Linked DNA regions of Homo sapiens: region 2 is linked to region 1. Evidence: chromatin contacts called from ENCODE Hi-C or POLR2A ChIA-PET data. All regions are on one chromosome and are shown on one strand. Each heading gives the region's core, a stretch centred on a gene start or an enhancer-like site at or near the end of the contact. The rest is flanking DNA. Distances are from core to core; before and after follow the strand shown.

The links. A loop is a pair of places that touch in the nucleus more often than their neighbours do. ChIA-PET counts read pairs that join two places held with the same protein, here RNA polymerase II (POLR2A). Pooled maps may share reads with other maps.
Region 2: a pooled map shows a loop between it and region 1 (9-fold over the local background). The contact joins the promoter of CPT1A here to the enhancer-like site in region 1. A Hi-C loop is called at or near these places in 2 of 37 single-sample maps with no recorded cell type and 5 of 50 pooled maps. POLR2A ChIA-PET finds 5 or more read pairs at or near these places in 3 of 52 experiments (H1, OCI-LY7 and activated naive CD4-positive, alpha-beta T cell).

Annotation. Positions count from the first base shown.
Region 1 is chr11:68,368,789-68,374,011 of GRCh38, reverse strand. All of the region lies in intron 5 of LRP5 (LDL receptor related protein 5), which reads right to left. Among named protein-coding and RNA genes, the nearest start is that of LRP5, 59 kb to the right of the region's middle. RefSeq lists enhancers at 1-268, 2,728-2,777. Within about 2 kb of position 3,096, at least 17 of the 41 ENCODE cell types and tissues checked have a DNase peak (open chromatin) inside an H3K27ac peak, as active enhancers do; they include OCI-LY7, where a contact is called at or near this core.
Region 2 is chr11:68,839,841-68,845,063 of GRCh38, reverse strand. CPT1A (carnitine palmitoyltransferase 1A) reads left to right here and starts at 3,148. Exons shown (of 19, transcript NM_001876.4): 1 at 3,148-3,289. RefSeq lists enhancers at 1,117-1,326, 1,367-1,506, 2,229-2,754, 4,963-5,122 and silencers at 2,900-3,259, 3,280-3,329, 3,540-3,619, 3,880-3,979, 4,030-4,309.

The sequences.
Region 1 (5,223 bases), core at 1,847-4,346:
GGCGCTGCCGGGAGCACTGCCTGGCCACCCTCTGGACATAGCTCTGAGAGCCACCGGCCAGGGCACGTGTGGCCCGAGTGGCATGGTGCACGCCGCTAAGCCCACTGCCCAAAGGCCCCCAAGCAGGAGGGATGTGCAGGAGACAAAAGTCAAAAGAACAGGGGCACGTTCCACAGAGGATGGGGCTGGAGGGGTGGCAGTGAGGAACAGCAGCTTCCGAGGATGGCGGTGGCAACTCCCAAATAAGGCCTCACTCCTGCTGTTTTTAGCTCATTCCACATAATTGGAAAAACATGGCAGAAACCGAAGCCAGCTGCCGCCTTGGTCCTGGGGCTGTGTGGAGGGGGTGGGGAGGCCGGAGGCCCAGGCTCTGCACTCGACTGCTGGGGATGAGAGTGACTCTGAGCTGCAGAGAGCAGCATCGCAGCCGCCATGGTCCCACTGAGCCCCGGCCACGCTGGGCGGCAGAGGCTCGTGGGATATACCTGCCCTGTCTCATGGGGGTCACTTCAGGAGGGGCGGGGGAGCCAGGACACAGCCCAGGGCTAGCGGTCACCCTGCAGCTCAGGGGCCACGTAAATAGTGCCACCTTGAAGGCACACAGCAGTGCGGGGCCCCCCCCGCCACCAACGCATCCCTACCTCTAGGAGGCCGCCTGTGTGCCCCTGGGAACGCTGCTCCCTGTCCCTTGGGGTCCCGGTGTGACCACCCTCTCAGCCCCTTCCTTGGGGAAGGCACCTGACTCCCTACACCCAGCTGGCTTTCATTTGCTCAAAATCAGGAAAAAGCAGAATTCAAGACATCACAGAAATGTCTTCGCCTGTAACTCCATGAAAGATAAACGGTCAGACACCCAGGAGGGAGTCCCAGGGACCCTTGAGTCTCACCTGAGGCTCTGGCTTCAAACCTCGAGATGTTTCCAGCCATGCTAGCGCCGCCCCCCACAACCTGCCCCACACAGTCCTCCCTTGGGAACTCACAGATTTGGCCCCCACCTGCCCCGTTTCTTCTGGTGGAGTGGGTGCGTTGGGTTGGGGTGGGGCTGGGGACTCTGGATGTGTCTTAAGAGTCTGAGTGATTCTGACACAGCCAGGCCCTGCCCCCCTCCTGACCTTCGCCCCACAGGAAAGGGAGCCACACGCCTGAAGCGCCCAGCACACCCCCCTCCGTCCTCCCCAGGTCACCCGCTGGCCGTGTGAGCCGTGCTCCCCACTGCCCCTTCACCCACCCCAGCTCCTCCTGGCAGCACCCAGCCTTGGAAGCTACTTCTGATTACAACCGCCGAAGGAAGACTCGCTCCCTCGGCACTGACCCAGACAGCCTGCACCATCACGCTGCTCAGCACAACCCACACAGCCTTCCTCCAAACCCCATGGAGCGGGGAGTATAATCACCCCCTTTCTACCAACGGACAAACTGAAGCACAGAGAGGTTAAGTCACTTTCCTAAGCTCCCAACACGATGACAAAAAATAGAAGGTCAGCCCGCAAGTGGAACTAGGTGCTCCAAGTCCCCGGTCTGCCTGACACTGCACCTCCTCGCCGCCACGGTCCCGGGTCCGCCTGACGCTGCACCTCCTCGCCGCCACGGTCCCGGGTCTGCCTGACACTGCACCTCCTCAACACCACCACGGTCCCGGGTCTGCCTGACACTGCACCTCCTCACCACCACCACAGTCCCGGGTCTGCCTGACACTGCATTTCCTCATCACCACAGTCCCGGGTCTGCCTGACACTGCATTTCCTCATCACCACGGTCCCGGGTCTGCCTGACACTGCACCTCCTCACCGCCACGGTCCCGGGTCTGCCTGACACTGCACTTTCTCAACACCACTCCTTGGCCGGCTCCCAACTACAAACCAAGCCATGTCTTCCATCCTGAATCCTCTTGGCCTAAACATCACTCACAATGCCTCCCTCGGGAACAGGCACAAGTCCCACCAGCACAGCCTCCTTCGTTACCTGCGTTTCCGCTAGCCCAGGGCCAGCTCCAGAGCCCTCACCACAGAGCCTCTATCCTTCACCCCCGGACACTGGACCTCACCAACCCATAGCCTGGAGGAGATCCCTGTGTGACCCCAGGGCCTCCTCTGCCCGACTCTGAATTTCACTGCCCAACGTGACACCTCGGAAGGCTCTCTGGGCACTGGCAGCCCTCCATGGGCACCGCTCCTTCTGGCCAGCTCTGACATCCCGGCTGGTGAGGTGCCCTGCACGAGGCCTCTGCCCACTGGGACCTCACAGCCGTGCTGTCAGCTGCAACAAGCGACAGAATTTCACGTTTTCTTCACGTTGCCCCTGGGTGAGCAGCTCCAGGTAGTTTTCAGTCGAGGCGAGGCGTCCCGTCAGCAGCCAGGCGGCACAGCTAATTCATGCCCGCCGGGCGCACGGCCGCAATACCAATGGGCACCTGCAGCCTGGAAAGCCACAGAGGAACCGAGAACAGCGACTGTGCTCAGGTGACAGGACTGTGGTCTTTTAACAAAACATTTTCCTTTAACGTGATATTTTACGGCAAGGAATGAAACCTGGAGGGCAGGACATTTGGATACTAAAGCCCCAGGCTGCCGCGTGGTCTGCTTTGTGAAGTCTGAAGCCCGCGCCCCATTCTGGCCCCGCTCACAGGTCCGGCTCTGACTCACCAGCTTCAATGCTAGGCCGTGCCTGTCCTCCAACCAGAACATGACTTCCTTAAGGACAAAGCCGTTTCTCGCCCATCCCCATCTCCCTCTGGATTAAGAAATATGGGAAGATCTTCTAGAACCACCTCAAATTTGCAGAGAGCCATCCTGGTGACAAACCCTTGAAATGCTTCTAAGAAGAGTTTAGGTTTCTTCTCAACTCTAAAACCTCTAGAAAACTCTATTTCCACACCAGCTGCCCCTGGAACACTTCAGCTTCAAAAGGGCCCAGGGCAGGGAGACGGAGGAGCCAGCATCCACACCGAGCACCAGCCTGTTAATTAACGGGAAGCGGGTGGGGCCCATCTCCAGGCAGCTCTGAGGTCAGACTGGGGAACCATGCTTACAAAAAAAAGTGAACTGAAACGCTCACGTCCTCATGCAAAACCAGACTCCCAGTTGCATCTTTCTGTCTCATTGAGGAGCTTTTTCCTCCCTTTGACAGAACACCCTACACACGGCATCTGGAACCAAAGCAGAAAGATTCAGGCTCAGAGTAAAACAGTCCCCACACTGGCTGCATGTGGACGTTCCCGGCCCAGAGTCTCGCCCAAGCAGGGCCTATAAATGACACAAAATGTTTTTCTCCTGCGTGCCAGTCATGCTCCAACTGAGTTATGTGTAAAAGTGCCTCTCACGGCTGAGGGCAAAAACAGTTCCCACAAGACTAGAGAAAGGTGACCCCTGACGGCTGAGTCTCTAGGGAGCGTGGAGCTGCGTGCTCAGCCCTGCGGCCCTGACGGCTCTGGAATGGAAAAGCTATCCAACTGGAAGGGCAGGGCTCGCTGCTAGTCCAGCGGTCCAACCCCACAGGTGTCTGTGGTGTCAGCTCCATGCCACAGAGCCCAGGGCTGGGGCCAGAGCCACCAGGCCCCCTGCCAGCCTGCAGGGGCCTCCTCCTCTGGGTAGCCTAACCACCCCCTGTGAGCGCAGGCAGCCTCCTCTAATCACCACAGGGCCTGTCCCCCCCTCTCCCCCGCTTGCAGGAAAATGAGCCCTGAGGACTCCCCAGGGCTGCTCTGGGCCTGGACATGGAGACTGGGAATTACATTTGCAGAAGGAGCGCAATGCCCTTGAAGGGCTCAGCCACGAGCAGCCAGTCCCCAGGGCTCAGAAGGCCCAGCTGTTAGAACCCTGGGAGCCAGCAAAGAGCCAGGGGCTCCACCTAAGTCTATAGCCCCTGCCTCTTCTGGTTGGGAAAGAAATCAACGCCCCTTTACTGGCTCCCACTGACAGCCCACTCCCCCAGGTATGGGAGGATTCTGGGACGATGCAGGCAAACCTGGACCCTGAGTGAACCTGCCCCAGCTCTCACGGGCCTGGCACCAGCCACAGCACCTAAGGCGCCGGTCATGGTGACAACATGAAGGTGATAAGGGCATGGACAGTGGACATGGCAGCTGGACACTGGGCACCCACTGGATGCCAGGCACCCAGCACGGCTCCGTCACCCCTGGATGAGCAGTGGCCCTTTGCAAGCCAGGGTAGCCTGGGCAAGTTATTTGGGGGTCTCCAAGCTTGTCCAGCTGTGCGACTTCACTGAGCCATGAGTCTGGGATTTTATCAGGGCCCACACCCGTTCCTGGAACTCTGATACGTGAGGGAGCCACACAGGGACCCTTAACAAAAGCTCCCAGGGCAACATGTTCTCTTGCCTCAGTCTCCCAAATAGCTGGGATTACAGGCGCACGACTACCGCCCGGCTAATTTTTGTATTTTTAGTAGAGACAGGGTTTCACCATGTTGGCCAGGCTGGTCTTGAACCCCTGACCTCAAATGATCCTTCCACTGTTAGGGCAAGGCACCTGACAGGCACGACTGCACGATCTGCTTGTTGGGGGCTGTGTCCATTCCCCACTCCTTCGACAAATGTCCACACCCAGCCTTGCTTTGACACCCCAAGAACAGAGATGGTGACACCTGCTTCCTACATGCCCATTGCTCTCCCAAGGCAGACATCCCCAGCAGATGCAACACAGTGTTTAGGCAGACATCACCAATCGATGGTGGCAACAGACACCAGGCCCTGCTCCCTCTAACTCCAGTGGCCAGGCCCCAAGCCAGCTCTCACCTGCCCACTCCCAACCCACAGCAGCAAGACTCAGAAATGGCAAAAACACAAAGAGAACAGAAACGCCCCATAGCGGGAGGATGACTAAAAGACATGTCTTGATAAGATATTGTTCAGGCATAGGCCAGGCACAGTGGCTCATGCCTGTGATCCTAGAACTTTAGGAGGCTGAGGTAGGTGGATCACCTGAGGTTAGGAGTTCAAGACCAGCCTAGCCAACATGGTGAAACCCCATCTCTACTAAACATACAAAAATTAGCCAGACATAGTAGCGGGCGCCTGTAATCCCAGCTGCTTGGGAGGCTGAGGCAGGAGAATTGCTTGAACCTGGGAGGTGGAAGCTGCTGTGAGCCACTGTACTCCAACCTGGACAACAGAGCAAGACTCTGTCTCAAAAAAAAAAAAAAAAAAAGATATCCTTCACTAAAACTCATGTCTTTGATACATATTTACCTCCTGCAATCGCAAATG
Region 2 (5,223 bases), core at 1,899-4,398, 470 kb before region 1:
CTGAGGTATGAGAATCGCTTGAGCCCTGGAGGCAGAGGTTGCAGTGAGGTGAGATTGCGCCACTGCACTCCAACCTGGGGGACAGAGCAAGACTCCATGTCAAAAAAAAAAAAAGGAATTTGTGGACATAACGGTAGGATTTCTGAATTTGCTTTAAAATAAACAGTAGGACTGGGCAGGAGTGGGTAGGAACACAGGCATACACCTTGGCCCTAGCTCCATAATGGTTGATGTTGAGTTTTGGTTGTATAGGCCTTTATTATACTATTCTGGTTAATTTTTTTCAAAGGTTTGGATTTTTCAAAATATTAGCCAGGCATGGCGGGACTTGCCTGTGGTCCCAGCTACTCAGGAAGCTGGGGTAGGAGGATTGCTTGAGCCTAGGATGTCAACACTGCAGTGAGCTGTCATTTTGCTACTGCCCTGCAGCATGGGCAACAGAGAGAGATCCTGTTTCAAAAATGAATGAATGAATGAACGAATGAATAAAAAGGTTTGGATTTTTCCATAAAAAAGTATTTTTTGAGTAAAAAGAGAAATCTTAGCGGTAAATAAAAACATTACCTGCATTAAAAAGAAAATTTTTCTTGTAGCTATGGTAGGCAATTGCTACAGTATTCAAACTGGGGCAGAATCTGTAAAAAACAAGGCTTGAGAAAGATTACTCTAGTTTCAGAGGCAGACATGGAGACGTTTTTGGCCCCAGGGAACTGAGGCTCAGGCCCGGAGCTCCCCGGGAGGCCTCGTTCTCTGCTTCTTTATTAATAGACTCAGCTACGCAGCCGCGGGAGCCGCAGACCCGGGCAGGAGAGCTGCAGCGTGGTCGGCGGGAGGGGAATAAGGCCTCCCCAGTGCGGCTGCAGTTGCAGGCCGGCGCGGGCTCGTTGCAGCTGCCGAGAGCCCGGCCACCATGGCACAGGTGAGCGTGGCGCCTCGGCGTCCCCACAGACTGGGTCCCTGTCCCTGCCCCGCCCGGCCTGCAGGTGGCACCTAGGCGGCGCGCAGGGAAGGGCGCACGGTCAAGGCCGAAGAGCCCTGGGAACAGACAGGGCGCGGGGCCAATCCCAGCTGGGCGCGCACCGGGGCGCTGAGCGAGGGAGGAAATGACCTTGGAGCGGGGACCTGTCGGTGGCTGAGGTTCCAGGGAAAGGAGGGAAGGGCATTTGCGGTGAGAATGACAGTCCAGCTTCCGTAGTGCAAACCGCGAAGGCCCACGTGCAAGGAGAGCCTCACGCGCGAGAGCCGCCCGGGCTCGTGGGGTGCAGCCGCGCGTCAGGAACGTGTGCCCTGGCCCAGCCCACTGGCCTCTTGGGGCGGTGAAATCTGCGGGGGTCGAGTGCCTGGGCTCACTGGTGGTCCAGACAAGCGCAAGCAGGGGGACAAACCCCCAACTTCTAACCTCAAAGAAATGCAAATTAAAAGGAGAGATGAGAGATTCTTCCCTCCCCCACCCCTCCTTTTAGGATTGGCAAAGATTAAAATAATCCATAATCGGAGACAGGGCCCCGCTTGCACGCGCGGGTGGCAGTGGAAGTTGGTAAACTTTTCGGCATGGTAGCTTGGCCTGTGTCACCAAAATGTCGCACGTGCCTGGTTGCTTCCCCTCCAGGGATCTATCCTACAGGATAATCAGGAGCTCCAGGAGGTACATCGACGGCCAACGCAGCTTTTATTTATACCTGCAATGGTGGGGTGGGGGGCGGGGAGGAGGCCCTAATTGTCCAATGGGGGCCGCGTAAATGGATCACAGCATAGTCAAAGGAAATCTTATGCAGCCTTGGGAAGGCCGGTGGTCATCTCCGTCCCCCAGCAGAGACCTGTCTACGACGTAAGCCAAGTGAAAACAAAACAGCCTTACAGACAGCTTGCATCCTAGCCTTCCTTTAAAACAGCGAGCCCGGGAACCGCAGGGAGAGTTAACTGCAGCGGTGGTGGGGGGCGGGATCAAAGGAGAACTTTCATTTTCTCTTCTAAATTCTTCTGCGGTAACAACTAAATGATACAGAAAGAAGGATGGTTGCAAACATGGATTTTTTCATAACTAGAAGAAGTGGTCGAACTTAAAAAGAGCAGGGTTCATAAAAGAGGTTTAAAAGAGTCTTTGTTCATAACATCGGTGCATTTATGGAGCACCTGCTGTATGCAGAGCCGCCAGCTCGCGCCTGGAAGCATTGCGGGCAAAGATAGGGGAGGGGTGGCTCCCGGTCAGGAAGACCCCCTTGGCCCTCCTGTTACGCTTGGGGCCCCTCTCCCTCCCCCTCAACCCCCTGGGTCCCCTGCAGCTGCGCTCGCCCTAGACTCCTGGGACCGGTGGATGTTCAGTTCCCGCTCCCGGCCCCTCTCCCGAGCTCCAGCACAAGGGTCTCTCGGTCGCTCTGCCCTGGCCTCCAGCTACTCCTCTCCCAGCACCTATTATGTTCTTGACGCTGGAAGAATTATTTTAGTAAATCTCACCAAAGCCCCCCAAGTGAGGCATTTTTATCCTAGCTAGATGAGGAGGAGCCACGCTGCCTCTGGATCGCGATGACTGCCACTCGTGGTATAAGGTCTGATTTGGGGCATGGGCTGTGGAATCAGATCTGGACCCAATGTCCGATCTATCACTTCCCCGCGCTTTTTTTTTTAGAGACGGGGTCTCGCTACGTTGCCCAGGCTGGCCTCGAACTCCTGGCTTCAAGCGACTTCCCGCCTCCCGAGTAGCTGGGATTACAGGCGCGCCCCACCACTCCCTGTGGATCGGTTGCTTCTCAGCTCGGTGATGTGGGGTAACTTATTTCCTGGCCCGCGACCCTTGTCTGCATGAAAGAGTCAGGGGTGAATACCATCAGGGGGTGCCTGGAGCATTACACGGGGCAATGCCGATAGATAAGTCGCGAGGATCAGCCAGGCACGGAGCTAAGCGATTTTATGCGCACGGCCTCCACGAGATGGCTCGTTTTACGGATGAGGAAACTGAGGCTCGGAGGGTGAGGAATCTCGTCCTAGACCCCATTCCGGCAGAGGTCGAGGACGCGAGCACCCGCTCGAGCCTCAGTTTCCCTCCCCTCCTAGCCCCGCGGACGCCCCGCCCCGCCGAGGCCCCGGGCCCGCCCTCCGCGCGCCGGGAGTCACCCGCCTGCAGGCGCCGCAGCCGGACCCGCCTCAGCCAATCCGCTGCTGCCGGCGTCGGGTGCGCTCGGCCTCGCCCGCGGCCCTCCTTCCCCGGCTCCCGCTCGCCGCTCGTTCACTCCACCGCCGCCGCCGCCGCCGCCGCTGCCGCTGCCGCTGCCGCACCTCCGTAGCTGACTCGGTGAGGCCCGGTCGCCCGCGGTGGGGAGGGTGGCGGGGCGGCCCTGCGGGCTGCGGGGGCCGGGGACGGGCGGGGCGCGGGGCTGCCGGGAACCGGACCGGGTGGGGGACGCCGCCGGAACCGGGGCGCCGAGAGGAACCCCGGTATTCCCCCCGGACGGCGGGGTTGTGGAGATCCTGAACCCAGAAAGAGGCCGGGGCTCCCCATGTTCCCCAGGGGATTGGGTCTGAGGGTCCACCGGGGGTCGGTCCATCCGCAGGCGGGTCCCGTGCGGCCGCGGGAGGGATGCTCGGCCCTCCGGACTTGGCTGGACGCCTCCGGCCCGGGGCCAGCGGGGCCACCGGCTCCCTTGTCTCCCACTCCTTAATCCGCCCTGGACTGGATTGAGTCTGAGGGTCTGCCCAGGGGTCGGTCAGCCTGCGGGTGGCCGCGGGAGGGATGCTGGACGCTCTGGATGCTTTCCAGGATGCCTTCGCCCGGGGCCAGTAGGGCCTCCGGCTCCTGTCCCTGCCCATCCCACCCTGGCTCTGGAGAGGATTGGGTCTGGGGGTCCGCCCGTGGGTTGGTCACCTACGGGCAGGTGCAGTGCGGCTGAGGGAGGGGTGCTCGGCCCTCGGGATTCGGCAGGGCGCCGCTGACCCCATCCCAGCGTCCGTCTCCCCGGTCCCCCTCCCCATGCCCGCCCTCGCGGTGCAGCCGTCGGGACACGCCCTTGGCGCAGGGACTCCAGGCGCGGTCCGAGCGCTGCCGTGAGCAGGATGAGGGTGCCGGGCCCAGTGCCTGCTTGGGAGCGCCCCGCAGCCTCTCCCGTGCAGCGCTGGGTCAAGGGCGGGTGGGCGCGGAGCATGTGCCCAAGGTCGTGCCGGGCTGGGAGCGGCGGGGCCGCGGGAGGGTGGGGGTGTCACGTGGCCGTGCCCTGGCGAACTTGGCCTGCGAGCCCGACGGTGCGGTCAGGGCCACGCGGGGCAGCCCCTTCTCGGAGCCACCGCCGCGGCCAGCCAACAGCCGGCTTCTTTCGGTTTGTCAGGAGAGGCCATGGGTCAGCGTCTTTATAATGTAAATCCGCCCTTGGCTTTCGTTAAAGCCGCAGAACTCAAAGATGAGGGCCGATCTTACTTTAAAAAAAGAAAACAACTCAGAGAGTTAAAAATCCCAACTACCTACCAGGTTAAATACATAACAAAGTTAATATTCCCAACTCGGCACAGGCTTTCGGTTCCTCTCGGCTCCGTGTGTTATAAAATATTTAAGGGCAGATTTTAGTAGGAAGCTGGTAACTTTGTAAGTTACCGAATAAAATGAAAATCGGTTTTACCTTTTGCAACGTTGTATTTTGTTACACCATTTTCTTCCACAGGTGTCCGGTTTCTGGTCATTCCAGATATGCAAGCATGTTTATTTCATTCTAAGCCACAAACCAAGTGAATAAAAAATGGCTGAGCACTGGTCTTCTATTTATGCCAGGAAGCACCCCCACCCCCGGGCCTTTCCAAATTCTTTAAGGCGACTCTGACCGAGTGAACGTAGCAATAAATTGAGGACATAAGTGTCGCTGAGAATGCACACCGCTGAGGCCAGCGAACATCCAGCTGTCAGTTGGTCTGGGGACTATCAGCATTCGCAGCTGGTTCTTTGGATTGGTTTTGCCTCAATACCAAGAGCCTGTGGACTGCTTTTCGCATGTAAATTACTGGTTTCCTTCCTGTGAAGCATTGCTAGCCTAGACCTTGCACTTGAACCCTATCTTAACAGTTGGAATCAAACAATAAAAAGGGCCAGGTTTGGGAGTGCACACACTTTGTTTCAAAGTGGCAGAAGTTGGCATCATGCACAGGCCAAAATAACGTTTCGAGTTGGTACTAAAAACAAGCCGCCTACCCTGGAGGGGAAGAGAATTAAACTGGGTCCCTTCCGATACTGCTGCGGCTGCTGCG